Regions from separate parts of the Homo sapiens genome. Here region 2 is linked to region 1. A link is an interaction called in ENCODE POLR2A ChIA-PET data of the cell type or tissue named here. Cell type or tissue: endothelial cell of umbilical vein. All regions are shown on one strand. Each heading gives the region's core, and the rest is flanking DNA. Links, peaks and the distances in the headings are about the cores only. Region 1 overlaps ZFYVE28 (zinc finger FYVE-type containing 28). Region 2 overlaps ZFYVE28 (zinc finger FYVE-type containing 28).

What was found. ChIA-PET counts read pairs that join two places held together with the same protein. Peaks named below come from ENCODE experiments on the same cell type or tissue, not always from the same donor. Only the 100,000 strongest peaks of a DNase experiment are listed, where the experiment ranks them.
Region 2: POLR2A ChIA-PET joins it to region 1 with 6 read pairs; 4 of 35 experiments call an interaction of 5 or more read pairs at or near these places.

Annotation. Positions count from the first base shown.
Region 1 is chr4:2,308,001-2,322,921 of GRCh38, forward strand. ZFYVE28 (zinc finger FYVE-type containing 28) reads right to left here. Exons shown (of 13, transcript NM_020972.3): 7 at 12,170-12,271. It also overlaps the pseudogene RN7SL589P. Among named protein-coding and RNA genes, the nearest start is that of MXD4, 53 kb to the left of the region's middle. RefSeq lists a silencer at 12,202-12,496 and an enhancer at 13,904-14,403. In endothelial cell of umbilical vein, for the core only: no CTCF peak of the experiment used is centred there; no DNase peak of the experiment used is centred there.
Region 2 is chr4:2,395,070-2,409,990 of GRCh38, forward strand. The region is part of intron 1 of ZFYVE28 (zinc finger FYVE-type containing 28); the gene reads right to left. Among named protein-coding and RNA genes, the nearest start is that of ZFYVE28, 16 kb to the right of the region's middle. RefSeq lists enhancers at 6,297-6,356, 6,477-7,148, 13,017-13,522, 13,601-13,660. In endothelial cell of umbilical vein, for the core only: no CTCF peak of the experiment used is centred there; a DNase peak (open chromatin) is centred at 8,022.

The sequences.
Region 1 (14,921 bases), core at 3,928-11,927:
TATATGCATTGGTCTGTTCTAGACTTTCTGTTCTATTGAATGGGTCTCAAGTCCATCCTTGTACCATATCTGTCAGGATTACTATAGCTTTACAATAGAAGATGTCTCCAATTTTCTTCTTCTTCTTCTTCTTCTAAGAAATGGGGTCTTGTTCTGTCACCCAGGCTGGAGTTCAGTGATGTAAACACAGCTCACCGTAGCCTCGACCTCCTGGGCTCAAGAGCTCCTCCCACCTCAGCCTCCCAAAGTGTTGGGATTATAGGCATAAGCCACTGTGCCTGGCCTTTGTTCTTTTTTTATGAAGTACACACAGCAGAAAAGCATACATATGTTCACCTGGAGACACACACAGGGGTAGTCACAGCAGCACTATTTGTGGAAACTACCCAAAGCCCATTGAGAGTAGAACAGACAACGTTCTGCTGCTGCTTGGCTATTCCAGGCCCCTTGCATCTCCACATGCATTTTAGTATTAGTTTATCAATTTCTACAAGGAAGGAAGGAAGGGAGGGAGGGAGGGAGGGGAGGGGAGGGGGAGGAGAGAATGCAGAAAGAAAGAGAAAGGAAAGAAGGAAAGCAAGAAAGGAAGGAAGGAGAGACAGAGAGAGAGAAAGAAAGAAAGAAGACAGAAAGAAAGAAAGAAAGAAAGAAAGAAAGAAAGAAAGAAAGAAAGAAAGAGAAAGAAAGAAAAGAAAAGAAAAGAAAAAAGAAAAGAAAAGAAAGAAAAAAGAAAAGAAAGGAAGGAAGGAAAGAAAAGAGAGAAAGAGGGAGGGAGGAAGGAAGGAAGCTAGCTAGCTTCTGGGATTTTGATTGAGACTGCATTGAACTCATAGATTAATTTGAGACCAACTGATATCTTCATAACATCAGGGGTTCCTCTCTCTGAATGGAATTGCTGTCCAGGGCTTTAAAAATTTATGGTAATAACATTTTATAACTTTCAATGGAGGTCTTGGACATCGTTAATTTGATTTATGCTTACGTATTTGATATTTACTGGCACTACCATAGGTGGTATTTGCTATGGTTTAGGGGTGGTTTGTCCCCATCAAAACTCAGGTTGAAATTTAGTTCCCAATGTGGTGGTGTTTAGAGGTGGTGTCTTTAAGAGGTGATTAGGTCATTAAGGAGATTAATGCATTTCTCATGAGACCAAATTAGTTACCACAAGAGTGGGTTGTCATGAAGTGAGGTTGCCTCTTGTGTTTGGCCTCTTTGCACACGCCCCCTTCCCCTCCTGCTTCTCTGCCACGTTATGACAGAGCACGAGGTCCGCACAAGAAATTAACCAGATGCAGCCACTTGATCTTGGACCTCCCAACCTCCAGAATCATGAGCTAAACGAACCTCCTTGCTTTATAAATTACTGAGTCTTAGGTATTCTGTGATAGCAACACAAAATTGACTAAGACAGTATTTTGATTTCATTTCGCATTTATTTATTGCTGGCATACAGAAAGACCACTTATTTTTGTATATTGATGTTTCACCTAGTGACCTTGCTAAATCTACTTATTATTTCTAATAGTTTGAAGATGCTCCTGAGTTTCCTAGGTACTTGATCACGTTATCTACATAAAATGGCAGTTTTAGTCCTTCATTTCCAATGCTGTGTAACTTCCTAATTTTCCTTCTATTTTTGCCTTATTGCACTTGCTGGGCCAGAAAACAATGTTAAATGGAGATAGTGAATAGTAGACATCTTCTTCCCAATCTCAGGGAAGTGTGCTGCAGTACACACACAACAGACAACACACACACAGAGATACGCACGGACGAAATCTGTTTCTATATCTATCTGTGACCAGGTTAAGGAAATTCCCTCCTATTCCTAGTTTGCTAAGAGATGCTTTTCTTGTTCTGTTTTGTTTATTGCTAAGAGATGTTTTCACCATAAAATTGGTGTGAAATTTTTTCAAATGCTTTTCTTGAATCTTTCAAAATTATATGATTTTTCTTCCAATTTTTAAAATTAATGTGGCAAAACATCAATTTGATTTCCATATGTTAAGCCAGTCTTGCATATCTGGAATACATTTCTTTTTTTTTTAATTTTGAGATAATGTCTTGCGCTGTCACCCAGGCTGGAGTGCAGTGGCCTGATCACAGCTCACTGCAGCCTCTGCCTCCCTGGCTCAAGCAGTCATCCCATCTCAGCCTCCCAAGTAGCTGTCAGTACAGATGTGTACCACCATGCTCAACTAATTTGTAAATTTTTTGTAGAGATCAGGTCTTACTATATTGCCCAGGTTGGTCCCAAACTCCTGGGCTCAAGCGATCCTCCTGCCTCAGCCTTCCAAAGTCCTGGGATTACAAGTGTGAGCCACTGTGCCCAGATATATTTCTCTTGGTCATGATATATCTTATTTATATATGGTTGATTTTCATTTGTCTGTATCTTTTTAAGGGTATTTGCATCTATGTTCATGAGAGATTGGTGTAGTTTTTGTTTCTTGTAATATCTTGGTCAGGTTTAAATGTCTAGATTATACTCTTATTGAAAAACAAAAAAAAGAGTTAGGGCTGGGTATGGTGGCTCATGCCTGTAATCACAGCATTTTGGGAGGCCAAGGCAGTCAGATTGCTTGAGCCCAGGAGTTTGAGACCAGCTGGGGCAACACAGTAAAACCCTGTCTCTACAAAAAATACAAAAATTAGTTGGGCATGGTGGTGCATGCCTGTGGTCTCAGCTACTCAGGAGGCTGAGGTGGGAGGATCGCTTGAGCCTGGGAGGCAGAGATTGCAGTGAGTCTAGATTGTGCCACCACACTCCAGCCTGCATGACAAAGTGAGAGTTTGTTCAATAATTATAAAAAAAGTTAGAAAATGTCTTTTTTTCTATTCCCTGAAAGAATTTATATAAGATTTGTGTTATTTCTTCTTTAAATGTTTAGAAGAATACATAAGGAAAGCCATCTGTGTCTGATGTTTTCTCTGTGGGAAGGTTTTAAAATAATGAATTCAACTTCTTTAATAGATATTGGATTAAAAGGTTTTCTATTTCTTCTTCTGTTAGCTTTGATTAATTGCTTTTTTGAGGAATTTGTCCAATGCAAATTGTCAAATTTAGTGATATAAAGTTGTTTATAATATCCTCATATCATTTTAATATCTGTAAGGTCTGTGGTGATGTCTCCTTTCCATCTATATTATTAGTAATTTATGTTTTATCTTTTTTCTCTTGAACTAGTCCAGCTTGGAATTTATCAATTTTATTAATCTTTTAAAATAACTAACTTTTGGGGCCTGGCATGATGGCTCACGCTTATAATCCCAGCACTTTGGGAGGCCAAGGTGGGCAGATCACAAGGTCAGGAGTTCGAGACCAGCCTGGCCAACACAGTGAAACCCTGTCTTTACTAAAAGTACAAAAAAATTAGCTGGGTGTGGTGGCAGGCATCTGTAATTCCAGCTACTTGGGAGGCTGAGGCAGAAGAATTGTTTAAACCTGGGAGGCAGAGGCTGCAGTGAGCCGAGATCGCACCACTGTACTCCAGCCTGGGTGACAGAGCTAGACTCTGCCTCAAACAAACAAAAAACCTAACTTTTGGGTTTGTCTTTCCCCTACTATACATTTGTTTTGCATTTCATTGACATCTGTTCTTATTTTTATTATTTCTTTTCTCCTGCTTTCTTGAGGTATGATAAACTTATTATTTCCTAGCTTCTTTAGACAAAATTTTATATAATTGAATTTCATCCTTTATTCTGTTCTAATTTATAGCATTTAGTGCTATAAATTTCCTTCAAAACACTGCTTAGGCCTCATCTTAATTTTCCTTTTTGTTTTTTTAGAAATGAGGTCTTACTCTGTTGCTCAGACTGGAATACAGTGACAGGATCATAGCTCACTGCACCCTCAAACTCCTGGGTTCAAGCAATCCTCCTACCTCAGCCTCCCAAGTAGCTGGGACTATAGGCGTGTGCCATGATGCCCAACTAAGTTTTTTATTGTTGTTTTAATATGTTAAAGAAAATTAAAGGGGGCAAATTAGATAAGAGGATGAAGAATTTAAACAGATAATTGGAATCAATACAAAAAGAAACAGCCAAGTGTGGTGGCTCACACCTGTAGTCCTAGCTACTCAGGAGGCTGAGGTGGGAGAATTGCCTCACTCAGGCTGGTCTCGAACTCCTGGGCTCAAGTGATCCTCCCACCTCAGCCTCCCAAAATGCTGAGATTACAGGAATGAGCCATTGGGCCTGGCCACATGGATATATCATATCTCTATTATCATGTAGTTAAAACTATTTTTAAATTTTGGCCAGGCACAGTGGCTCATGCCCAACAGTTTGGAAGGCCAAGGCAGGCAGATGGCTCGAGCACAGGAGTTCAAAACCAGCCTGGGCAACATAGTGTGATCCCATCTATATTACAAAAGAAAAAAAAAGAAAAATTTCCATTGACTTCTGCAATGAACAAGGAATTATTTAGAAGTGTTTTGGGGCCGGGCGCGGTGGCTCACGCCTGTAATCATAGCACTTTGGGAGGCCGAGGCAGGTGGATCACGAGGTCAGGAGATTGAGACCATCCCGGCTAACATGGTGAAACCCCGTCACTACTAAAAATACAAAAAATTAGCCGGGTGTGGTGGCGGGCGCCTGTAGTCCCAGCTACTCGGGAGGCTGAGGCAGGAGAATGGCATGAACCCAGGAGGCGGAGCTTGCAGTGAGCGAGATCGCGCCACTGCGCTCCAGCCTGGGCGACAGAGCGAGACTCTGCCTCAAAAAAAAAAAAAAAAAAAAAAAAAGAAGTGTTTTGGGCCAGGTACAGTGGCTCACACCTATAATCCCGGCACTTTGGGAGGCCAAGGCGGGCAGATCACTTGAGACCAGGAGTTCGAGACCAGCCTGGCCAACATGGTGAAACCCCGTTTCTACTAAAGATACAAAAATTAGCCAGGCATGGAGGCGCATGCCTATGGTTCTAGCTACTCAGGAGGCTGAGGCACGAGAATCGCTTGAACTCAGGAAGCGGAGGTTGCAGTGAGCCAAGATCATGCGAACTGCACTCCAGCCTGGGTGACAGAGTAAGACTCTGTCTCAAATAAATAAATAAATAGAAGTGTTTTGCCTAATTTATCATGTAATTGGGGATTTTTCCAGGTTTTTCCAGGTTTTTTTTTTTTTTTGATACCTGGCTCACTAAAGTCAGAGTACATATTATGAATACTTTCTGTCTTTGAGGTTCACTGTGGGTTTCTTTACGGTCTGTCATATAATCAATTCTGATAAATGGTCCACATGCTTTTTTTTTTAATTAATTAATTTATTTATTTAGATAGGGTCTGGCTGTGTGGTGCAGGCTGGAGTGCAGTGGGATGACCTTAGCTCATTGCAACTTCTGCCTCCTGGGCTCAAGCCATCCTCCTACCTCAGCCTCCCAAGTAGCTGGGACCACAGATATGTGCCACCACACCCATTTTTTTACATTTTTTGTAGAGACAGTGTTTCGTCATGTTGCCTGGGCTGGTCTCAAACTCCTGGGCTCAAACAATCCATCCACCTGGGCCTCCCAAAGTGCTGGGACTACAGGTATGAACCACTGCACTCAGCCTCCACATACTTTTAAGAAGAACATAAGGGTGGGCCCGGTGGCTCATGTGTGTAATCCCAGCACTTCGGGAGGCCGAGGTGAGTGGATCATTTGAGGTCAGGAGTTCAGGACCAGCCTGGCCAAAATGGTGAAACCCAGTCTGTACTGAAAATACAAAAATTAGCCAGGCAGTAGTGGCACGTGCCTGTAATCAGGAGAATTGCTTGAGCCTGGGTTGCAATTCAGAGGTTGCAATGAGCCGAGATCGCACCACTGCACTCCAGCCTGGGCGACAGAGTGAGACTCTGTCTCAAAAAAAAAAAAAAAAAAAGAACGTGAATTCTGGCAATTGTTGGATGTAACTTACACATGTAAGTCAGGTCAAGTTTATTAGTTTTGTTATTGAGATTTCTTACATTCTCAAGGGTTTTCCTGTTAGTTCCATCAGTTATAGAGAGGTAAATTAAAGTATCCTGCTGGTTTTGGATTTGTCTATTCCACCTTATATTTCTGTTATTTGCTTTACATAAGTTTTACAGCTATGTTATTCAGCCCATATATACAGATTTGGGATTGTGACATCTTCCTACTGAATTGCCTGTTTATCAGCATGAAATATTTCTCTTTATCTGTAGTAATCTTTCTTGCCTTAAAGTTTACTTTGATAAATATAACTACAACAACTTTCTTTGGGTGGTGTCTGCATGGTTTATGTTGTCTATTTACTCTCAACCTTGTTCACGTACTTGTGTCAGGACTGGGTCTCTCGTCAGCCAAGTACAGCTGTTGTTGCTGCTGTTTCAACCCAGACTGGTAATCTTGGTTTTACACTTAGAATATTTAGTCCATTTGTATTTAATGTAATCACTGATGTGGTTGGGTTTGTATCTTTCATCTTACTATTTTTTTCTATTTGGTCCATTTGTTGTATCTTCTCTTTCTCTGCTCTTACCTTATTTTGGATGTTTTTCCTTCTATGAATTTGCTAGTTATTCATCTTTATTATTTTAGTGTTATCCTAATATTGTAATAGTGATCCTTGACTGATCACATTCTAATATAAATAATTTATTCAATCACATTTCCAGTACAACTTTAAAATTCCATTTACCCCTTTCTGTCTTTTCTGCTACTTGTATATCATGAATTTTAGTACTATGTACAATTTAAACTCCACAGACACTATAATTATTTTGTACAGTTAATATTCACTTATGTTAACCCACATCATGTTCTTCAGTCTCTCTTGCATTACTTTTTTTAAGACAGGGCCTCACTGTCATCCAAGCTGGAGTGCAGTGGCACAATCATAGCTCACTGCAACCTCAAACTCCTGGGCTCAAATGATCCTCCCACCTTAGCCTCCTGAGTAAGATGGAACTACAGGCATGCCACCATGCCCAGCTAATTTTTCTTTTTTTTAACTAGAGAGCCTCACTATGTTGTCCAGGCTGGTCTCAAACTCCTGAGGTCAAGGAATCCTCCTGCCTTGGCCTCCCAAAGTGCTGGGATTACAGGCAGGAGCCACCGCACCTGGCCTCTCTAGCATTTCTACATTTCCATCTGATACAATTTTTTTTTCTGAAGAACTCCAATTAATTGTTTTATGTGCAGGTTGCTGATAACAAATTCCTTCAGTTCTATGTTTTGGAATAATTCATGAAGGCAAAATATCACCTTCATTTTTGAAGGATATTATTGCTGGTTATAAAATGCTGGTTGTCAGCTATTTTCCTTCAGCAGTTTTTTTTGTTTTGTTTTCTTTTTGAAACAGAGTCTCACTCTGTTGCCCAGGCTAGAAAGCGGTGGCGTGATCTCTGCTCACTGCAACTTCCGCCTCCCAGGTTCAAGTGATTCTCGTGTCTCAGCTGGGATTACAGGCGCCCGCCACCACGCCTGGCTGATTTTTGAATTTTTAGTAGAGACGAGGTTTCACCATGTCGGCCAGGCTGGTCTCCAACTCCTGGCTCAAGTGATCCTCCCGCTTCAGCCTCCCAAAGTGCTGGGATCACAGGCGGGAGCCACTGTGCCCAACCTCCTTCGGCAGTTTAAATATACGTTATTTCACTGCTTGTCAGCTTCCATTGTTTCTGTTCATTTGTTGAGAAGACAGCTATCCATCTTATGTTCGTTTCAAAGTAGTATGTCCTTTTTCTCTTGCTGCTTGTCAAATTTTTTGTCTTTGTTTTTGGCAATTTCACTATGATATACCCAGGTATGCTGGTTGGTTTTTTGTTTGTAGTTTTCTTGCTGAATCTGTGGCTAGAGATTTTTGTCTTTTGGAATTTGGGGAAATGTTTAGCCATGACTTCTTTGAATATTACTTCTGCCCCTTCTCTCTTTTCTCTCTTTCTGGGATTCCAATTATGTTTTTTAGGCCTTTTGAGTTTGTTACACGTGTCTCTTATGCTCTATTCTGGTTTTCTATTGTTGTTTCTTGTTGTTTTTCCCCTCTTTTTTCCTGCCCGAGCTTCAGTTTGGGTCTCTTCTATTAAGCTATCCTCAAGCTGACTACTTCTGTGTTCTGCTGGGTCCGATCTGCTATTAAACCCATCTACTGCGTCCTTATTGTCAAATTGTGAATTTTCTTAGCTTTAGAATGTCATTTTTTTCTTCCTTCCTTCCTTTCCTTTTTTTCCTTCCCCTTTCTTTCTTTCTTTAGAGATGGAGTCTTGCTATGTTGTCCTGGCTGGAGTGCAGTGGCTATCACACTGCACTGTAATGGTGCAATCCCACTACTGATCAGCATGGGAGTTTTGACCTACTCCATTTCTGACCTGGGCAGGTTCACCACTCCTTAAGCAACCTGGTGGTTCCCTGCTACAGGAGGTCACCATATTGATGCCAAAGTTTAGTGCAGACACCTGATCAGCATAGCACACTAGGATTTAGAACTCCTGGGCTCAAGTGACCCTCCGGCCTCAGCCTCCTGAGCAGCTGGGACTACAGGTGCATGCCACCACACTTGGTTGTGTCTCTCTGTATAGATTCCAATTCTCTGTTAAATTCTCTATCCTCTTATCTAATTTGCCCCCTTCTATTTTCTTTAACATGTTAATCAGCACTGTGTTCACATTCTTGGGAGTAGTTATCTGGATCATCAGAACTCTGCATCCACTTTCTGGCTCTTCTCTCAACTATCAGATATATTTTCTTGTCTCTCTTTTTTTTTTTGAGATGGAGTCTCGCTCTGTAGCCCAGGCTGGAGTGGAGTGGTGCAATCTCGGCTCACTGCAACCTCTGCCTCCCAGGTTTAGGCAATTCTCCTGCCTCAGCCTCCCAAATAGCTGGGACTACAGGTGCGCACCACCATGCCTGGCTGATTTTTTATATTTTTAGTAGAGATGGGGTTTCACTGTGTTAGCCAGGATGGTCTCGATCTCCTGACCTTGTGGTCCACCCACCTTGGCCTCCTAAAGTGCTGGGATTACAGTATTTTCTTGTTTCTTTAACTTTTTTTTTTTTTTTTTGAGACAGAGTCTCACTCTGTCACCCAGGCTGGAGTACAGTGGCACGATCTTGGTTCACTGCAACCTCCACCTCCTGGGTTCAAGCGATTCTCTGGTCTCAGCCTCCCAAGTAGCTGGGATTACAGGAATGCACCACCATGTCTGGCTAATTTTTGTATTCTTGTAGAGATGGGGTTTTGCCATGTTGGCTGGGCTGGTCTCAAACTCCTGACCTCAGGTGATCCGCCCACCTTGGCCTCCCAAAGTGCTGGGATTACAGGAGTGAGCCACTGTGCCCGGCCAACATTTTAAGCAATTTTGGATTATATGACAGACATTGGATATAAAAGAATCATAAAGGTTACAGATGACACCTTTTCCACCAGAGGGGACTACCCCTTTCTCTGTTAGGCTGACCGCATGAGGTCCATTGTTGCATTCCCTTCGGACACGGAGTAGGTTGAGGTTTGGCTGCGCTTAGGCCTGGTTACTGCAGTTCTGAGCCTGCTGCACTCTCTGCCTTCTCAAACCCCAAAGTCTGCAGGAGACCGAGTTCTGTCCTTCCAAGTTCCAGCTCAGCCTCCAGCCACATGCAACTTCAAAATCTGGCAAACGTCTCTAGCAGTGTGCTCACGGCATGCTTTTTGTTTGATTGTTTTTTTTTTGAGACAGAGTCTTGCTCTGTCGCCCAGGCTGGAATTTAGTGGCGCAATCTCAGCTCACTGCAAATTCCGCCTCCCAGATTCAAATGATTCTCCTGATTCAGCCTCCCAAATAGCTGGGATTACAGGCGTCCGCCACCACGCCCAGCTAATTTTTATATTTTTAGTAGAGACAGGGTTTCACCATGTTGGCCAGGCTGGTCTCAAACTCCTGACCTCAGGTGATCCATCCGCCTGGGCCTCCCAAGGTGCCTGGATTACAGGCATGAGCCACCGCGCCGGCCTCAAGGCATGCTTTTGTTCCTAAGCACCTGGAAACTGCAGGAAGCCTGTTGTCAGGGGGCTTTCTGCCTGGATTTCCTGCTTCCCCAGGACTGGCAGGCGTGCTGCTTGAATGCCCCCAAGCTGCCAGCCTGTTTCACCAGCCCTTGATTAGATGTTCTTTCCCCAGCAGAGCTTCTCTGCCTGGGAAGCCTGGGCCCTGGACAAGCCTGGAATCATCAAATCTTCCCTGGGGAAGAACAGCCAAGTAGACTGCAGCTCACCTCCAAAGGCTCCCTTCCCCAGGCTCTTAGTTCACCCAGTCCTTACTTCCACAGTTCAGGTACCTTTAAAAGCAGGATCTTTTGGCTGGTCGCAGTGGCTCACGCCTGTAATCCCAGCACTTTGGGAGGCCGAGGCGGGCGGATCACCTGAGGTCAGGAGTTCAAGACCAGCCTGACCAGCATGGTGAAACCCCGTCTCTACTAAAAATATAAAAATTAGCCGGGCATGGTGGCGTACACCCGTAATCCCAGCTACTCAGGAGGCTGAGGCAGGAGAATCTCTTGAACTTGGAGGCGGAGACTGCAGTGAGCTGAGATCACACCACTACACGTGGACAGTAACGGATAAGTCCTCAAACCCTGACGCTGGAGGAGATGCAGGCTCATCTGTGGATTCTCACTGTTTTCCCTGGGTGGGCGGGGGGCACAAGCAGCAGTTCCATCGGGGCGGCAGGGCCAGCCTGTGGGTGCACACCTGGGTCCCCGCTGCCTTACCCATGGGTGAGGTTCCCACATCAGGGCCCCTGGGTGGGCAGCAGAGGCACGTTCCACCCACACAGCTTTCTGCAAGGTGAGGTGACTCATACCTGTAATCCCAACCCTTTGGAAGACCGAGGCCGGAGGAAAGCTTAAGCCTAGGAGTTCAAGACCAGCCTGGGCCACATGGCGAGACCCCATCTTTACAAGAAAATTGTTTTTAATTAGCTGGGCATGGTGGTCCACCTGTAATCCTAGCATTAATCCCTCGACAGCATTCTGCCTCCAGCCCGTTCAGCTTCATCCTCCTCTCCATCACCCATGCAGGCCAAGGGCAGATATGCTCCCAGGACGTCCACTCCACTCCTGTGTGGCCGGTGCCCCCTTCCAGCCCCACACCGCCCAGGAGGCTCCTTCTCCAGCCACGGCCCGGCACCTGCGCCACCTTTCCTGTAAGACCCCCATATGTGGGGCAGGGGGTGCATGTGCCTTCCTGGTGTAGGTGGCATCTGTCTCCTCTCCTCACTGTGGTCTCCTCCACGTCACCCAAGGAAGGATGAGACTGCAACCTCCAGGTCCAGGGCTCACATCCCCCCAAGCAGGAGGAAAGCAGCGACAGCCATCTCCCAGATGAAACATGGACTGAACCAAGCACCCCTGCCCCTGAACCCACTGACGCCAAGGACCACCTGCCAAGGCCCCAAGAGCTCACAACCCCATCTGCAAGGGTGACGAGGACCCCATAGCCCACGGGGTCACTTTTCACTGTCTGGACTCACAGCACCTCTGGCCCTCATGGGGCAGAGTTCTAGGCTTCTGGGTCCCCGAAGGAAACCTGGTTGCAGTGATCAGGGGCCGTGGTAGGAAATACCAAGCTGTCCCAGGCCACAGAGCCAGGGTGGCACATGGAGGACATGTGCCATGGGCTTCACGTGGCCCCCGTCCCTCCAGGAAGCCACGGCTGGGCTCTGTCGGCTCAGGCCACCCAGCAAAGCCCTTGGCCCATATGAAGGAAAGGCGTCGTGTTTTAAAAGGGGGTCTCCCATGTGGACACAGACGTAAACCAGTAACTAAAGACAAAGGGCACAGGTGGAGCACCAAGACTCCAACAGAAGCAAGCGCTTTGGGGACGGTGGGGACGGTGGGGATGGTGGGGATGGTGGGGACGGTGGGGACGGTGGGGATGGTGGGGACAATGGGAATGGTGGGGACAGCAGGACACTTAGCTGTTGCTGTACCATGTCAGGAAGTGTGAGGTTCACTCCCCCAGCTCAGCCCAAGAGAGCGCCCACCCCATGCGATGCCCAGGCAGGGGCAAAAGCCAGGACTCTGTGACCCCCATGGGTCGTTTGTGACCCCTCCCTAGGGAATATTAACCAGCCCATCCTTCCTCACAGAGAGGAGGAGGACCTGGAGGCGGCGGCTAAACATGACTTCAGCGCCCACCTGTGGCCCTCCTGTCCCCCTCCCCTCCCCCACCTCCTCTAGCTCCATCCCCACCTTATTTTCCGCAGCAACGTGTGGAAGGGCCGGAACAGCTCGGACATGTCTTCCACCTTGCGGTCCAAGTTCAGAGGTCCGTCCGCATAGACCACGAGGCCACTGCATTTGAGACACAAAAGCCAGGATGTCAGGCCCTGTGGCCCCCTGGGTGCCGCGGACGGCCCAACTTAACCACCTGCGAAAACCACGCCCGCTGGGACTCTGCAGCGCCACTGTCCCAGCACGGCCGCCGCCTCATGCTTTGCCTTGTGTGATTGCATTGTAAATAAGTTTAGAAAAAAGCAGTGAGAATTATTACCCAGACTTCATCCTCTTTTGCAGTTGATTAGCTTGTGTTCATTGGAGGGGTCATAAAGTAATCAGAAAAGTGTATCTGCACACATCAGTGCTGCAATCAGATAAATTAGCCTCAAGGTTTGTTACCAAAATCTACCTTCTTGCAAGTAATAAAAACTGGATTTGTGGTTAAATTTATCTGCAGAGCTTTATGAGAACTGGACCTGGAACCATCTTCTCCAAAAGCAAAACCAGCTGGAGGTGCGAGCTGAGGCCCGCACGGGTTCCCTTCCTGCAGCCTGGCCAACGCTCCACAAGCCACGAGACCAAAGCAGCCTCCCCTCATCCCCCACACAGGACCCACCTCCCTTGTGGTGCCCACCATGCCCCGAGAAGCTCCCCTCCCCAGGACTGGGGCCGCATGTGGCTGAGGCCGGCTTTCCTCACTGTCCCTCCCCCAGAGTCCGGCTCAAAGCCTGCTGAAGGACAAGCTTCCCAGATGCCACCTCCAGTGGCACCCACTCCTCTCCACGCACCGTCCAGCCCTGCCAAGCTCCGAGTGTGCCTTGATCATCCATGTCTCAGCCCGTCTCTCCTTGAGGGCACCCATCCCAGAGGACCTTCTCTGGGTGCCTCCTCCTGGGTCTCTTGGGACCAGACCATGTCTCAGGTGCCTGGGGAGCATCCACCCACGAATTCGTCCCCTGTCCCTCATCATATTCTTCCTCATCAGAGCACAGACAAGGGCCATGTGGGCCTGTCTGTGTAAATGGAGCACCACCGGCCTGTCTCTTTCAGCAGACGTGACACCAGGGTTAGGTCCAGCCAACACCGAGTCCCTGGGAGCACAGGGACAGTCTCCTTGTCTAACACACCCAGCTCAGTGAGAAAGGCTGATGAACAGAATTGAACAAAGGGAATGTTTTTCCCTAAAAATCGTTGGGTTTCATGTGCAAAAAGAAGATTTGAAAGTCACAGGAAAAGTATGTGCAGTGCTGCCTCCGGGGCCCCTGTGGAGTGGCCAGCTCAGCTGGGCAGGGGGCTGTGTCTTGACCACCTGTGGGTGAGGGGACAGCACAACCAGCCTTCCATTCTGCTTGGTCTCCTTTGTGGCTCTTACATGAGCTGCCTGTCCTGATTGAACGAACAGTATTCAGGGGACAATTACCCAAATAGAGCCTTAACTTTATGGGTGAATCAGGCAGTCTCAGGACAAAGGCAGAGTGAAACAGAGCAGGGAAGGGGGCAGCCCTGACTCCAGTGGCCAAGCCTCAGGGAAGCCATCCACAACCACAGTAGAGCTCCCTCCCCTGCTGAGCATAGGACTCAGTCCCGCAATGACCTGTGTACCCAACGTCTGCCCCTCTGGAAACCTCGCTCCTGCCTGTGCCGGGCAGCAGCGTGGCCGAGGGAGGACCCAGCTGCCCCCCAGGGCAGTCAGCAGGAGTGGGGGGACAAGGCCCACCCATGAGAGCTGCTGGCCCAGGACCTCAGAAAAGAACTCGTTCATCAGGAGGCTCAGACCCCAAGGCTGCTGCGCCACTTCCTCCTGGGAGCCTGCGGGGACCCAAGACCCCCTGGGCTGTGTCCCCACATCCAGCCGTGTGTTAGCTTTCGCGTGCTGGACGCAGGGCCGTGCACTCCACAGTGGCTGAGCCCTGCTGCTCAGCAGCTCTGCAGGTGCCCGAACGACAGAGAGAAGGCCCGTGGGACAGGAGATCAGGCCCAGGTGCTGAAGTAACGGGGTGTGGGGGCCAGAGGTGGGGAGCGGCCCCCGGGCGGCTGCCAGAGACTCAGCATTTGTCTCTGCACCTGGCCTGGCACTTGCAGGAATCCGGCTGAAGAGGCTCAGAATGAGGCCTGGGAATGAGCTATTGCCAGAAACGGTGGGTCCAATGCAGCCGCTGCCCATGGCTACAGCCCGACAGGCCACCCAGGCCTGCGTCCATGCTGCCATGAGCAGGGGTAAGCAGCACCCACTGGTGAGCCTGGCAGGCTGGATCCTGGGGTCTCGGTGTGGCCAGGGGTGTGGGGGCACTGTGAGGGGCTTGGCCCAGGTCCAGCTAAGGTGAGCAGGAGAGAGGACGCCCCGCACAGTGGAGAAAGCTGGGCCCTGCTGGAAGTGGGGGTGGCCAGTCTTCCCTTTTCTTTTTTCAAATAAATTCATATAACGAACAACTGTTTTAAAGGGTATGATTCTGAGGCATTTTCTGCATTCACGGTGCTGTGCACCCATCACCTCTCTAGTTTCAAAAGGTTTTTATCACCCCAGAAAACACCCTTTTAATAATCACCACTGACTTCCTCACCTCAGCCACTGGCAATCCCTCATCTGCTTTCTGTCTCTATGAATTGGCCTATTCTGGGTGTTTCATATAAATGGAATCACATAATACGTGACCTTTGTGACCGCTTTTCACTTTGCACCACGTTTTCAAGGCTCACCATGCTGTGGCACGTGGCGAATGTTCCC
Region 2 (14,921 bases), core at 4,308-12,307, 87 kb after region 1:
GTACCCAATAAGATAACTGGCCATCCTCTCCTCAGTTTGAATTGCCAAGGTCACTGGTGTCCGATCCTGGCAGCTCCCCATCACTGCCACGCCAGTCGTACCCTACTGGGGCCTCCCCCATCTCGGTTCCTTCTGCAGAGCAGACAGTGAGGGCACTGAGCCTCAGGAAGGCACTGAACTCAAGTTCTATGTTTTCTTTACTCGACTAATAAGAGAGGAATTCAGACATGCTACCTAACATTTCATAATCCCTAACATACTTAACTACACTGTTTCTCATCCAAGAGCAGGCGAGCATGCAAGGTGAAGCCTTTGCTTTCGCGCAGACAGCACTGCTCCATCCAATTAGGCCCCTTCATAAGCCCCAGGGGGATCCCAACGCTCTCCCCACACACAGGCACCAGGTCCAGGTCGTGGGAGCTGGAACAGTGTGAGGGGTGGGGACTCCGGCCCCTGCTCAGCACAGCCTGGCTGTCACACTCAGGTGCAATGCACACCAGTCATGAACCAGAGTCCCCAAAGCTCCCTTGGTGACATCCCATAGCACTGGCCTGGAATTTTCAACCTGGGAGCAGGAAACAGGGCTTTCCTGAGATTCCTTCCCCACTCCCAGCTCTTCTCCACCAAGGTCACCAGGAACGCCAGGCCAGAAGAGGTGGCCGGACCCAACACGCCAGGGACAGCCTTTGACCGCGGTGCTACCACCACACCCAGATAACGGTCCAAGATAGCAGGAGGGAGGCTCACAGGAGGCGGCGGGACTCCAGATTAGGGCTGGGCTCTTTCTCACCCAAGGCACTGCTGACACTTGGCGCCAGGGGGTTCCTTGTCAGGGGCTCTCCTGTGCATTGTGGGATGGCTAGCAGCACCCCCCACACTACATGACATTGCCTGTGTCCCCTGGGGGTCCAATTCAGCCCGGGTGAGACCCACTGGGTGAGTCTCTGCTAAATCAGGATTTAAGGGGAGCTGATGGGACAAGCTATCCTGCAGAGGGGACCCAAGGCGGGGGTGTCTGAGCTGATGGGACCAGCCATCCTGCAGAGGGGCCACAAGGCGGGGTGTCTGAGCTGATGGGACCAGCCATCCTGCAGAGGGGACACAAGGTGGGGGTGTCTGAGCTGATGGGACCAGCCATCCTGCAGAGGGGCCACAAGGCGGGGTGTCTGAGCTGATGGGACCAGCCATCCTGCAGAGGGGCCACAAGGCGGGGTGTCTGAGCTGATGGGACCAGCCATCCTGCAGAGGGGACACAAGGTGGGGGTGTCTGAGCTGATGGGACCAGCCATCCTGCAGAGGGGCCATAAGGCGGGGTGTCTGAGCTGATGGGACCAGCCATCCTGCAGAGGGGACACAAGGCGGGGTGTCTGAGCTGATGGGACGGGCCATCCTGCAGAGGGGACACAAGGTGGGGGTGTCTGAGCTGATGGGACCAGCCATCCTGCAGAGGGGCCATAAGGCGGGGTGTCTGAGCTGATGGGACCAGCCATCCTGCAGAGGGGCCACAAGGCGGGGTGTCTGAGCTGATGGGACCAGCCATCCTGCAGAGGGGACACAAGGCGGGGGTGTCTGAGCTGATGGGACCAGCCATCCTGCAGAGGGGCCACAAGGCGGGGTGTCTGAGCTGATGGGACCAGCCATCCTGCAGAGGGGCCACAAGGCGGGGTGTCTGAGCTGATGGGACCAGCCATCCTGCAGAGGGGACCCAAGGCGGGGTGTCTGGGAAGCCGCAAGGAGCCCCGGGTGGCTGAAATGGAGGGCGGACAGCTGGGGGAGGGTACCTGACCCTGAAGGGGCTTAACTCCGACTGACACGGAGTCACTGGGGGGTCCTGAGCAGCGAGTCATGACCCGAATTGAATTGTGTGCTTCAACGATCACTCTGGCTGCTGTGCCGAGAACAGCCGGGTGGGGCAGGACAGGAGCCAGGGCAGAAGGAAGGACTCCGGCTCAGGGGCGACTGCCACGGCCGGGGATCAGGGAGGCATCAGAAGGGGTCACCTCCTGCAAACATTTTTCTATTATTTGTTATGGTAAATTGCAGTGATGTAAACATAACACAAAATCGACCTTTTAACCTTTTATGAGTGTACAACTCAGCGGCATTAAATGTTATTGCTGGGCTGGGCACAGTGGCTCACGCCTATAATCCTAGCACTTTGGGAGGCCAAGGTGGGTGGATCACCTGAGGTCAGGTCAGGAGTTCAAGACCAGCCTGGCCAACATGGTGAAACCCCATCTCTACTAAAAATACAAAAAATTAGCCTTACGTGGCGGCACGTGCCTGTAATCTCAGCTACTCAGGAGGCTGAGGCAGGAGAATCGCTTGAACCCAGGAGGTGGAGCTTGCAGTGAGCTGAGAGTGCACCACTGCACTCCAGCCTGGGGGCCAGACTCGGTCTCAAAAAAAAAAAAAAAAAAAAAATTTATTCACATTGCTGTGCAACCATCACCACCATCCCTTCTCCACAACTTTCTCACCTTCCCAAACTCTGTCCCCATTAAACACTCACGCCCGCTCCCCTCCCCTGGCCCCCACCAGACTACTTTCCATATCTATGAACATCATGCCTCTAGGGACCTCACGTCGGTGGAATCAGACAATATTAGTCCTTTTGTGATTTAGTCTTTTTCAGCAGAGTGTCCTCACGGGTCATCCATGCCGTAGTATGTGTCGGAATGTCCTTCCTTTTTAAGGCTGAATAATATTCCACCGCATGAACACACCACATCTTGTTTATTTATTCACCCACTGATGGACATGTGGCTATTCGGAATGACATTGCTGCAAACACACATGTGCTCCTGGAGACACTTTGGAGGCCACGCCTACAGGATGTGCGGAAGGATGTGCAGTGAGAAACTAGGAGGAGAGCTGAGGCGGGTTTCCAGGTGTGAGGCCCAGGCACCCATAGAAACAGAGATGGAGGAGAATGGAGGGGGCGGGGTGGGGGCAGGTGAGATGGGAGGGGGGGTCCTGGCAGACGTCCACATGGAGACAATAAGGAGGCAGCTGTCCCAACAAGTGCAGCGTCAGGGCAGAGGTCCCGGCTGGAGATACAAGTGTGAGGCACCAAGGGCAAGGGACCTAGAGCTGGTGCCAGTGGATGGCCTGGCTCCACAGGAGGCCGCATGGGTGGGGAAGGCCAGTGCCCGTGCCAGGGTGCAGGGCACCGACACGGGAGGCCATTGGTGACCCGATGGGTGGTCATGGTGGGCTGCTTGGGGGAGCGACCAGAACACAAAGCAGTGGGCTTGCATGAGGGCACCCAGACAGCTTCTTCAAGGACTTCTGCTGAAAAGAGGGCCAGGAGCTACGGAGTGGCAGCTCGAGAGATGGCAGCCAAGCGGGGCTGCTACATGGTTGCTGCTTTAGAGACAGGAGAGGTCATGGCAGGTTTTCACCTATATGGGAGTCACAGACTGGGAGAGACCAGTACAAGAGAGGAGCACTGCAGGAAGCTCTTGAGAAGGAAAATAGGTGAGATCCAGCACAAGGTGTGGCGAGATCCAGGGCACAAGGTGGAGACCGAGATCCAGGGCACAAGAGTGGGGCAAGATCCAGCACACAAGGCGGGGGCGAGATCGAGGGTACGAGGAGGAGCGAGATCCAGGGCACAATGGGGGGTCGAGATCCAGGGCACAAGCGGGGGCAAGATCGAGGGCACAAGGGGGGTATGAGATCCAGTGCACAAGGTCAGTGGCAGGGGCAAGATCCAGGGCACAAGTGTGGAGCTGAGATCCAGGGCACAAGCGGGGGCAAGATCGAGGGCACAAGGGGGGTATGAGATCCAGTGCACAAGGTCAGTGGCAGGGGCAAGATCCAGGGCACAAGTGTGGAGCTGAGATCCAGGGCACAAGCGGGGGCAAGATCGAGGGCACAAGGGGGGTGTGAGATCCAGTGCACAAGGTCAGTGGCGAGATTGAGGGCACAAGGAGGGGCGAGATCTAGGGCACAAGGTGGGGTGAGATCCAGGGCACAAGCGTGGAGGTGAGATCCAGGGCACAAGCGTGAAGGTGAGATCCAGGGCACAAGCTGGGGCAAGATGGAGGGCACAAGCTGGGTGGTGAGATCCAGGGCACAAGGTGGGGTGAGATCGAGGGCACAAGGGTGGAGGTGAGATCCAGTGCACAGAGTGGGGTGATAACCAGTGCACAATGTGGGGGGTTGAGATCCAGCCCTGCATTGGGGGGTGCAGCAGGGGTGTGGCTAACTACAAAGCTGCACCAACAGCCTGTCCGTCTGTCCAGTCCTGTGTGTTCACGCCTCTCCTCCTGTCCAAAGGTGAAATCTCTGCCCCTCTTTGCGGAGCTGGGCTGGCCCGTGACTTGCCTAGACTGTGAGAATGCCAGCATTCCCCTACCACGCCCCTGACCGTGCTGCCCCCAACCATGTCCCCAAGCCAGCTATACCCTCGCAAGAAAGCACCCAGGAAGGCCGGGGCCTCTGACATCTGGTTTTCTGCCAAGTCCCAAGCTCAAAGCCTGGCACATCATACATACCCAGTTCATGTTTGTTGAATGAATACGTGACTGTTTTAACTCCGTGCCCGTTTTGAGAGGGTCAGGGAGGGGATCACTGCCTCCTTCCGTTGCACCAGGTGGCCTACAGAGAAGCCGCCTGCCTCCCACCCAGCAAGTGGCGATACTCGGATCCCAAGTGCAGAGCAGAGCGGAAGAAACAGTGCAGGCCCCTGACTTGGAGCAGAGCTCGGAGCAGGGCCCGGGACACCATCTGGACCCAAACGCTGCCGGACGTGAGCCGTACCAGTCACGTGGGCCACATGGGGTTGCATGCCCTGTCACCCACGTCAAAGCTTCCTCAGCACAAGGTGGAGGAACAGGGCAGGGCGCCCACCGTGGCCACTAAGAGGCACCACCACGTCCCTCCTCCTCAGACAGGGGAGCCCGAGGAAGTGCCGGCACCACGCAGCACGCACAGGGCGGGGACAGCCCCACGGCCGCTTCAGATGCTGCCTCTCCACATGGAGGGTCCTTCCCCGGAGCTCCTCAGGGCGGGCACAGAACCCTGACCCTCCACAGAGCTCCAGTGGCATCGAGAGCCTGCAATCTGCCTCGGGGAGCCACAGGTCAGGAGGAACACATTTTTTTACTTGACCGCACTTAATTCATCTACATGAAAGGTCTTGGGGTTACCCACTTTTATACATAGCTGGTCTGGTCCGTCGCAGAATGTGTGGAAGTACTAAGTGCCATCAATGACGCCCATCAAGTTACTGTGTCATGACACGCACACACATTTCATCAAGTGACGCCCTTAAGTTAACTCTGTGACAGCACACGCACAACACTGACCTCCTCACACATTACCAGTCTCGGCCCCTAAAATACAGGCATCTGTCCCACCGCAATTCGACAGTAGCCCAGGTCCCGAGCCACCCCAGGAGTGAGTGTCATGAGGCCCCCAGACATCCCGGTTTGCCTGGGTATATTAGTCAGGGCTCTCTAGAGGGAGAACTAATAGGATACATATATATAAAGGGGAGTTCATTAAGTATTAACTCACACAATCACAAGGTCCCACAATAAGCTGTCTGCAAGCTGAGAAGCAAGGAGAGCCGAGTCCCAAACAGAAGAACCTGGAGGCCGATGTTCCAGGGCAGGAAGCATCCAGCACAGGAGAAAGCTGTAGGCTGGGAGGCTAGGCCGGTCTCGCCCTTTCACGTTCTTCTGCCTGCTTTACATTCCAGCCGTGCTGGCAGCTGATTAGTTTATGCCCACCAGATTAAGGGTGGGCCTGCCTTTCCCAGCCCACTAACTCAAATGTTAACATCCTTTGGCAGCACGCACACAGACACACCCAGGATCAATACTTTGTATCCTCCAATCCAATCAGGTTGGCAGTATTAACCATCACACAGGGTGAAAAATTCTAGACCAACAGGATTCAGCTATTGACTGTGGTTGACTTATACTCTCTTTGTCCACAAGGACTGGAGGTGGCAGACGTCACACACACCCTGAGAATGTCCCCAGGTGAGCACAGTGGGGGATGGAAACTGGTACCTAGGGAGGAAGGCTGGGCAGGTGGGCCGTCACGAGCCTCTCCCCAGTTCCCAGGGGAAACATTTGCTCCATGGAACTAAGGGGGGCCCCGAAGGGGATGGCCAGTGGAGGCACTGACACTGCAGGGCCCTGCCACCTTGCAGTGGTCACAGCTCACACGCAACGACACATGGCCCAAGGGGGAGGTGCCGATTCATCCTGTGCAGAGCCACCCCAGGGGTGCCCCAGTTACAGGGGCAGGGAAGCACTGCCACCTCCATCTCACACAGGCGGCTGGGGCTAGGGCAGGAGTCCCGGTGCCCACATCCCACCCTCACAGCCTGTGCAGTAGGTGGCCCAGGGCCCGGGTCGCAGGGACACACCCTCCCGGCCGGGCAGCACTCAGAAGCTGTCCTAACCACAGGGTGCTTTCACTCTGACACCAGACGGTGCTACCTGCCCCACCCCAGGCCCTCCCCCTCCTCCTTCTGGCTCTGTGAGTTCTGAGCCAAGGAAGAGAGTGTCTACAGAGAGGTTTTTCAGAGGATAAAACTGCCTTTTCCATGGGCCTGCCTTTTTGGTCAGAGTTGCCAGGAGCCAAAAGGAGTGCCTCCTTGCGGTCCCCTCGCCGCCCCGCACCGCAGTCCACCCCAAGAACCTCTATGACCCCCGGGGCTCAGGTGCAGAGCAGAGGCCACAGTTCCACAGGAGCCTCTTCATCCATCAGCAGCAAAACCCTCGGGGGTCCCAGTGGTAGCGGGGGTCCCGGCCCAAGACCTGGGCTGCGTCCTCTCCTCGAGCCTCTCATGAGAAAGACCTTTCAAACAAAACCAGTTCACTTGGCCCTCCCAGCGCTCCCTGAAGCCCCGTGTGCGTGGTGGTGGCCAGCCTGAGGGATTTGGGTCGGGCAGCTCACGACGACCCTGAGGCTTTGTCATGCTGCAGTCTCTGCTGTCAAGAGACACAGAGGAAGAAATCCCGGTCCTGCCGGCTGTGGAGGGACAGTGGTAGCAGCTTTTAAAATCCTCTCCCTGGCGCTGGAGGAGGGACTTGCTCAGCTGGGTCCCCAGTGAGCATGGAGCTCTGCTGCCACCGCTCCCCTCATGGCACCAGGCACCGCACAGACAGCGCTGCAGCTGGGAGCTCGTTTCAACCTGGAGACAGCCCTGCTGGGTGGGCGGGGCCCCTCCTCCCCAACTCCTCCCAAGGTCAGCTGCTCCAGGGCTTGGATCAGTAAGTCGGCCAGGCAAGCCGGCACCGCCCCCGCCATCAGACACCATCTCCCGCCCCGCCCGCTGCAGGAGCAGAAGGTGCTGGAAGGCCATGTCCTGCAGCCTCTGCTTGGCTATGGTCCCCAGAAGTCCTGATGGGTCAGCAAGAGCTGTATTAAGCAGAGCAGGCAACAGCGGCAAAAACTAGCAGAACATCCTCAAGCCAGGACTGCATGTGAGGAAGACAGCGCCAGCATCACTGTTTCATAGTCGGATCCACAAAGCCCGGGGAAGTGGCCGGCAGAAGACAACACGGAAGCCACACAGCAGAGAGCGGGCAGGGAACGCGGTAGACAGTCGCACAACAACACTCACACAGATGCCAAGAAAAAGGCTTAGAAGGGAATATTAAAAACCGTAGCAGCTGTACCAGACTAATAAGCTTAGGTGCGTTTGTGCTCTATTTACCCACCCACATCTAATGATACACCAGTGCTGGAATTTAAGCTCACTCTGCTCTCAGTCAGCCTCTCACTGCATGAAAACCAGGGCAGCACTGACCCATCCCTGCAGGGCCAAGCCTGCCCCCTCCACCAAGGCCCCTCCTCCTAGCTCAGGACCCGGTCAGCTAACACCAGCATGGTCTTCACAGGACGTGCCTACCACCCATCCAGCACCCTCAGAAACAGGATCCCCATTTGGGAGTCTCCATGAGGCTGGCGTGCCATTATCCGTGTTTGAGGAAAGTCAAAGTGCAATGCTGACCTCTCTGACAATGCAGGGCACACAGAACAATACAGGTCCTTTCCCCGTGGCCGCCTGATGACCCCTCTGGGCTGTGGCCCAAGCCTGTGTGGCCCCAGCTGCCTTCTCCTCAGCTACCAGGGCTGCCCTGAGCCCCAGCTCCTCACAGATGCCCCCACACTTCCAGGGCTACAGCCCAGGAGGGGAAAAAGCCTGTACCCCAGCGTCGGGTCTGCAGAGGGATCTGAGATGGGCAAAGGACTAGTGGGACCTTGTCACTGCCACTCAAGTGGGGGCGTGGGAAGCAGTGCGTGGAACCTTCCATTGAGAGAAAGATGCAGTCACACACACGAGTGTCAACACGCAATATGAGCCTTCCAGAATTCTCGGAGCACGGCCCTGGCCATCCCTGGATCGTGGCGGGAGGACATAGCGCACTTCTGAAGACCTCCCCAGGCCTGTGGTTTCGAGGGGTTTGACTTGATTTACAAGCACAGGAGAAGTGGGAGTCCTATCAGGGCACTCCGCTCACCAGGGCTGGGGCAGCTCAAAGCCATAGCACACAGCAGGGCCATAGATGCCCTCTCAGGCCCCTCTCAGCACTCACCGACCCCGCCTCCGATGACCCACTCTCTGTCAAGAACCACAGTGGAAGCCAGCTGCAGTGGCTCACGCCTGTAATCCCAGCACTTTGGGACGCCAAGGCAGGTGAATCACCTGAGGTCAGGAATTCGACACCAGCCTGGCCAACATGGTGAAACCCCGTCTCTACTAAAAATACAAAAAAAAATTAGCTGGGTGTGGTGGTGCACATCTGTGGTCCCAGCTACTCAGGAGGCTAAGGCAGGAGAATAGCTTGAAACCGAGAGGCAGAGGTTGCAGCGAGCAGATATTGCGCCATTGCACTCCAGCCTGGGTGACAAGAGCGAAACTCCATTTCGGAAAAAAAAAAAAAAAAAAAAGAATCACAATGGGGAAAGCAGTTGGCAGTTCCTCAAAGCTGAAGATGGGCCGGGCATGGTGGCTCACACCTGTAATCCCAGCACATTGGGAGGCTGAGACGGGCGGATCACGAGGTCAGGAGATCGAGACCATCCTGGCTAACACGGTGAAACCCTGTCTCTAATAAAAATACAAAAAAAATTATCCAGGCATGGTGGTGGGTGCCTGTAGTCCCAGCTACTCAGGAGGCTGAGGCAGGAGAATGGCATGAACCCGGGAGGCGGAGCCTGCAGTGAGCCAAGATCGCGCCACTGCAGGACGGAGCGAGACTCCGCCTCAAAAAAAAAAAAAAAAAAACGCTGAAGATGGAGCTACACAGTAATTCCACCCAAGCACCTCCCCAAGAGAATCAAATTACAAAGACTCGAACACACACGCTCATGCCAGTGTCATTCATGACAGCCAAAAATGGAGACTACCCAAATGTCCATCAGCAGGTGAATGGAAAACAAAAAGTGGTCTGTCCACTAATGGAATATTATTCAGCCATAAAAATGAAATGCTAACACATGCTACAACATGGATGAAACTGGAAGAAGCCAGACACAAAAGGCCCCACAGCATATGACTCCTTTTATACGAAACGTCCAGAACAGGCAAATCCGCAGAGATGGAAAGCCAACTGGAGGTTCCAGGGGCCAGAGGCAGGGTGAGTGAAGAGTGACTACATAATAGAAACAGGGTGTTTATATGGGATGATGGAAAAGCTTTGAAATCAGAGAGAGCCAATGGCTGCACCACATTGCGAATACAGGAAATATCACTGATGGTTTGCTTTCAATGGTTACCTATATATTCACTGCATTTCACCCTCTCAGTCTCGCTCTTTTTTTTTTTTTTTTTTTTGAGAGAGGGTCTTGCTCTGTCACCCTTGCCCAGGCTGGAGTGCAGTGGCACAGTCGTAGTTCACTGCAGCTTCAAACTCCTGGGCTCAAGCAATCCGTCCCCCTTGGCCACCCAAAGTAGCTGGGATTATAGGCGTAGGCCACCATGCCCAGCCACACTTCAATCTCTTAAAAGATTAAAATATATATATAACAACAAAAATGAACCATAACTAACCTCATCCACAAGCCGAATTTGTCCCCAAAGGCATATCCTTGGATAGTTCCAAAGTGAGCCCCAGATACCCCCAGAGAGTGGCCCGGACAAAGCGGTGCTGGGCCTGGGGCCTTCAGGAGAGAAGCCATGTGTCTTCCCCATACTCCAAGCGGCACCGCGAAGGGAAGATGGGGTGCACCGCCACCTGCTTTTCCATTCTCTCCCCACAGTGAGCTTTGAGGCAGGCCTTACCACCCACAGTCCTTGGCCTTTTCAGAAGTGTCTGGAGCACACCAATTGGACCAAATTTGAGAAGACCAATGGGACTTCCTTGGATTTCAGACGCTGTGGGAGGCTGCAGATCGACTGTGCTGATGGTCGACTGATGGGTGCGCTGAGCAGACTTACAGTTTCCCATCATTCCCTGCAGTGCCCCGCTCCCACTGCAGGCAGCCACATGGCCGAGCTGTAACCTTGAGCAGGCCCAGGCTCTGAGATCTGCAGGCCAGGAAGCCTTCCCTAGGTCAGAGGGAAGGGGCCGGGGCACAGGAGAGTGGCCCCCGTGCCCATTGTCTCTGAGACCTCACGTCCCTTGGAGTGGTCAGGAAGGAGCCAGGTGAGGCCGACAGCCAGCACTCCTGTCACTGTCCCTCGGGTTCTCTTGGTTCTTTCAACAGTTTCAAAATGCCCACTGGCTGGGCGCAGTGGCTCACGCCTATAATCCCAGCACTTTGGGAGGCCAAGGCAGGGGGATCATCTGAGGTCAGGAGTTCGAGACCACCCTGGCCAACATGGTGAAACCCCCATCTCTACTAAAAATATAAAAATTAGCTGGGCATGGTGGCAGGCGCCTGTAATCCCAGCTACTCGGGAGGCTGAGGCAGGAGGATCACTTGAATTTGGGAGGCGGAGGTTGCAGTGAGCCAAGATTGCGCTGCTATACTCCAGCCTGGGCCACAGAATGGATTCTGTCTCAAAAAAAAAAAAAAAAAAGAAAGAAAGAAAGGAAAGAAAATTAGCCGGGCATGGTGGCACATGCCTGTAATCCCAGCACTTTGGGAGGCCGAGGCAGGTGAATCACTTGAGGTCAGGAATTCAAGACCAGCCTGGCCAACATGATGAAACCCCATCTCTGTCAAAAATACAAAAATTAGCTGGGTGTGGTGGTGCACACCTGTAATCCCAGCTACTCGAGAGGCTGAGGCAGGAGAATCACTTGAACCCAGGAGGCAGAGGTAGCAGTGAGCCAAGATCGTGCCACTATACTCCAGCCTGGGCCACAGAACAAGACTCTGTCTCAAAAAAAAACAAAACAAAACACTGAGAAGGGGCTGCCCGAGAGCTCCTGTGACTGAGACCAGGATTAAAGAGGTGGGGCAGCCAGGCCTGGGAGCCGATGGTGTGCAGCAGGAAGCCATCCCCTCCCTGTGGGGAAACATGCTGTCACTCTGCTTTGAGCGCCGTGCTTACCTGATACAGGGAGAAAGAACCTCACCTCCTTGCTTTTGGTAAACGCCTGGTTCACCTTTTCTGCCCCTTTCTTTTCAGCCTTTCTGCGGAAGCTGTCTCGTGGACATCTCTCGTCAACAGCACAAGGTTGGATTGTTCAACGCACAGGTGCACTCTCAGTCTCTGTCTGGGAGGTGGATTTGCTCCACTCCCTGTGATGCCTGACTTACGTGCAATTATTTCTACAGCTTTAGTTTTTGCTTTTTGTTTGTTGTGCTTTTGCTTTGCTGCCCTCTTCTCATCCTTTCCTGCTTTGATTGGATTATTTCCTTTATTCTCTTTCTCCCTCCCCTGGTTTAGGAGTTATCCCTTCTTCTGGGACTGTTATCCTAGTGCCTACCCTGTGGTAATTCACACACTTAGCTCATGGTCTCAAATCCAGCCTTATTGCAAACCATCAAAGACCTCAGTGCCAGCTCTGATTGCTGTCCAGGCATTGCTGTCCAGAATTTCCACTCCCCCTTGCCAGGAGCACGGATGCTCACGCTCCCCAAGGTGACTGCTGCTCCCATCTACCCACTCCCTCCCCGACTCCTGGGCCCCACCATTGCACCTTGCCTCCCACTCCTTCCTTCTGACTTTGATTTTCCTCTTGGAGTACATTTTCCAGTACTTCTTCAGCAATGATTTGGGGGCGGTTACTTTTTTGTCTTCGTCTAAAACTGTCTTCCATTTTGCTCTCCTCCACGAACGACAGCTTAGCTAAGCCCAGAACTCTACTCTGACTTTGCTCCCTGTGGCCCTAGAAAGATTTCGCTCCACAGTCCTCCAGGCCTCCAGTATTCAGCCAGTCCAGCAGAGGCCCCTGTGAGGTTGCAGCCTGTCCCCTTAGGCCCCTCAGATGCTGCGTTCTGAGCATCTGAGGGGCCTGCTGTGCCACTGATTCCCATCTGGGGTGTGGGCTTATGAACCTGATGATTCAACTCGGGAAGATTCTCAGCCGTGAGCAGAAAACAGCCTCCTCTCTCCCCCTGTTTTCGCTCCTGAAGTCCCAGGAGTTACATCTGGAACCTTCTCATCCCTCTGTGCCTCAGAAGCTCCCACAATTGCACAGGCTGGAGTGTAGTGGCACGATCTCGGCTCACTGCAACCTCTGCCTCCCAGATTCAAGTGATTCTCCTGCCTCAGCCTCCCGAGTAGCTGGGATTACAGACGCACCACCACGCCCAGCTAATTTTGTATTTTTAGTAGAAACAGGGTTTCACCATGTTGGCCAGGCTGGTCTTGACCTCCTGACCTCGTGATCCACCTGCCTCGGCTTCGCAAAGTGCTGGGATTACAGGCGTGAGCCACTGTGCCTGGCCTGCCTTGTGGTTTCTATCCTCAGTCTCTTGGCTTGGTTTGACCTTACGCATGCCAGGGAGTGTGCTCACGGAGAACCCCTTTCTCCTCTGTCTTGTAACTTTCTACTATGAACTCCACTTCAGAGGTGTGGCAGGAGGGCTCCTCCAGAACACCATGTACCTCACTCGGCCAGGCTGCCCAGGTGACCCTGTGCTGAAGTGGCCTATGGGGCTTTCCTGGCCCCCTGGCCTCCAGGCCTCAAGGCCACAGATTCCTGTCTGACCCTTGCTCCAACCTGCCCTCACTGGACAGCAATGCTTCACCCAGTCCTGGACCAACACATCTCCCCTAACCCCACCATGCCCTGGGCCTCCCTGTGAGTGCTCCCAAGAACATCCTACCAAGCCAGCATTTCCCTGCATCCCCACACCTGCCCTTTGAGATGTGACTCTGCTACTCCCCGCACCGAGAAGTGGAGGTGACAGCCCCCCCCATTTAATGGGGGCTGGCCCTATGGACACTGTGGAGGTGATGCCATGTGACTTCCAGGCTGGGCCTCAGGATCACCTTGCCACTCTGCTCCACTGCCCTGAGACTCAGCATCGGGGAGAAAGCCTGGAGGGGGCCTGCCTGACAGCTGCACCAGCCGGGGTGGACCAAAGGCCGCAGATGGTTCAGCTGGCTGACCCTTCCCAACTGAAGCTCCGCCCAGTTGGGCCCCGCCCAGGTAAGCCCCATCTAGATGAAGCCCCACCCAGGTAAGCCCACCTAGATGATGGCGCCCCATCCAGATAGAGTCCCGCCCAGATGAGTACCACCCAGGTAAGCCTGCCTAGATGATGAAGCCCCGCCCAGATGCCACCCCGCCCAGATGCAGCCCTATCCAGATGGCCCCACACTGTGAGTCCTGCCCATATAAGCCCCACCTAGATGAAGCCACGCCCAGGTGAGCCCCGCCCCACGGGCTGATCCACCCAATCCTGACGTGGGGCAGCAGTGATGGTTTGAAGCTCTCAGTTCCCGGCGGTTTCTAAGTGGACCTTCCCATGCACTCAGCTTTAGGTTTTAGTTTCCTCTTATTTCTGGCACTAGGGGTTACACCTTCTCTCTTGCCAGCTCAGTACTTTTAAAAATGTTTTTGTGATTTTATCCAACATGCCTGGGCATCTCGCAGTGGGGAGGTCTGCCTTTACGCGGTCTGTGACACAGCCCTGAACGCCCCTGGCCCCCCACCCTCACATTCCCCGTGGAGTTGCATGGCCATCAAACACACTGTCCAAACCCCTACTTCTGCACCCCCATCTCCACCCTCCACCTCGCAGCTCCTCTCCTGAGCTCCCCATCCCCAAACAGCACCTCTCCCCCAGCCAGGTCCCACCCCCACCAGGCCCAGATCCATCTACTTTCTCCATCCAGAGTCGCCTGCTGCCATCCTCTCGCTGGAATCCCCGCCACCCACCAGTCCCAGCTTCCAATCTCGTCTCTCCCACAGCAGGCCTGGAAGGACCCCGCAAACAGCAGTGCTGACCCCATCATGCCCCCACCTTCCTTGCCTGTGACCCATCCCCAGGCGACCTCCCAACCCCATCTGCAGCGACCCCACCTTGTCCCCTGTGCTCCAAGTGCACCCAGCCTTTCAGGCTCCGCGACCCACACCCCCTTGCCACTCACATCTCAGCAGCCCCCTCGCCCCCACTCCGCTGGCTGCTCGCTGTCCCTCCGATCCCTGGCTCAGGCAAGGCCCACATGGCCTGACAGCCTTGGAGATTCCCACTGAGCAGCCCATGCCGGCGCTGTGAGAAGGCTGAGTCCAGTACACCCACGGTGGGGTGGGGGGGCTGACCCCTGCGGGCAGCTCTGTGGGAGGAGGTCGGTTTGAGAAATTTGTCAGAACTACCCAACCACGATCAATCCCAGACACAGAACTCCTTCACGCTGTCTTCTGGAAGCCCCAGGACAAGGGCCCTGCCAGCAGCACAGGGTGGGAGGAGAGGCTGGGCTGGGACTTGAGGATCCATCTTCAGAGACCAGGAAGATGCCCCCGCCAGGTGGCCACAGTCAGCGGGCCAGGCTGGCAGGGTGCTTTCCAAAGCCCCCAAGTCAGCTGCCTACGCAGAAAGCCAAA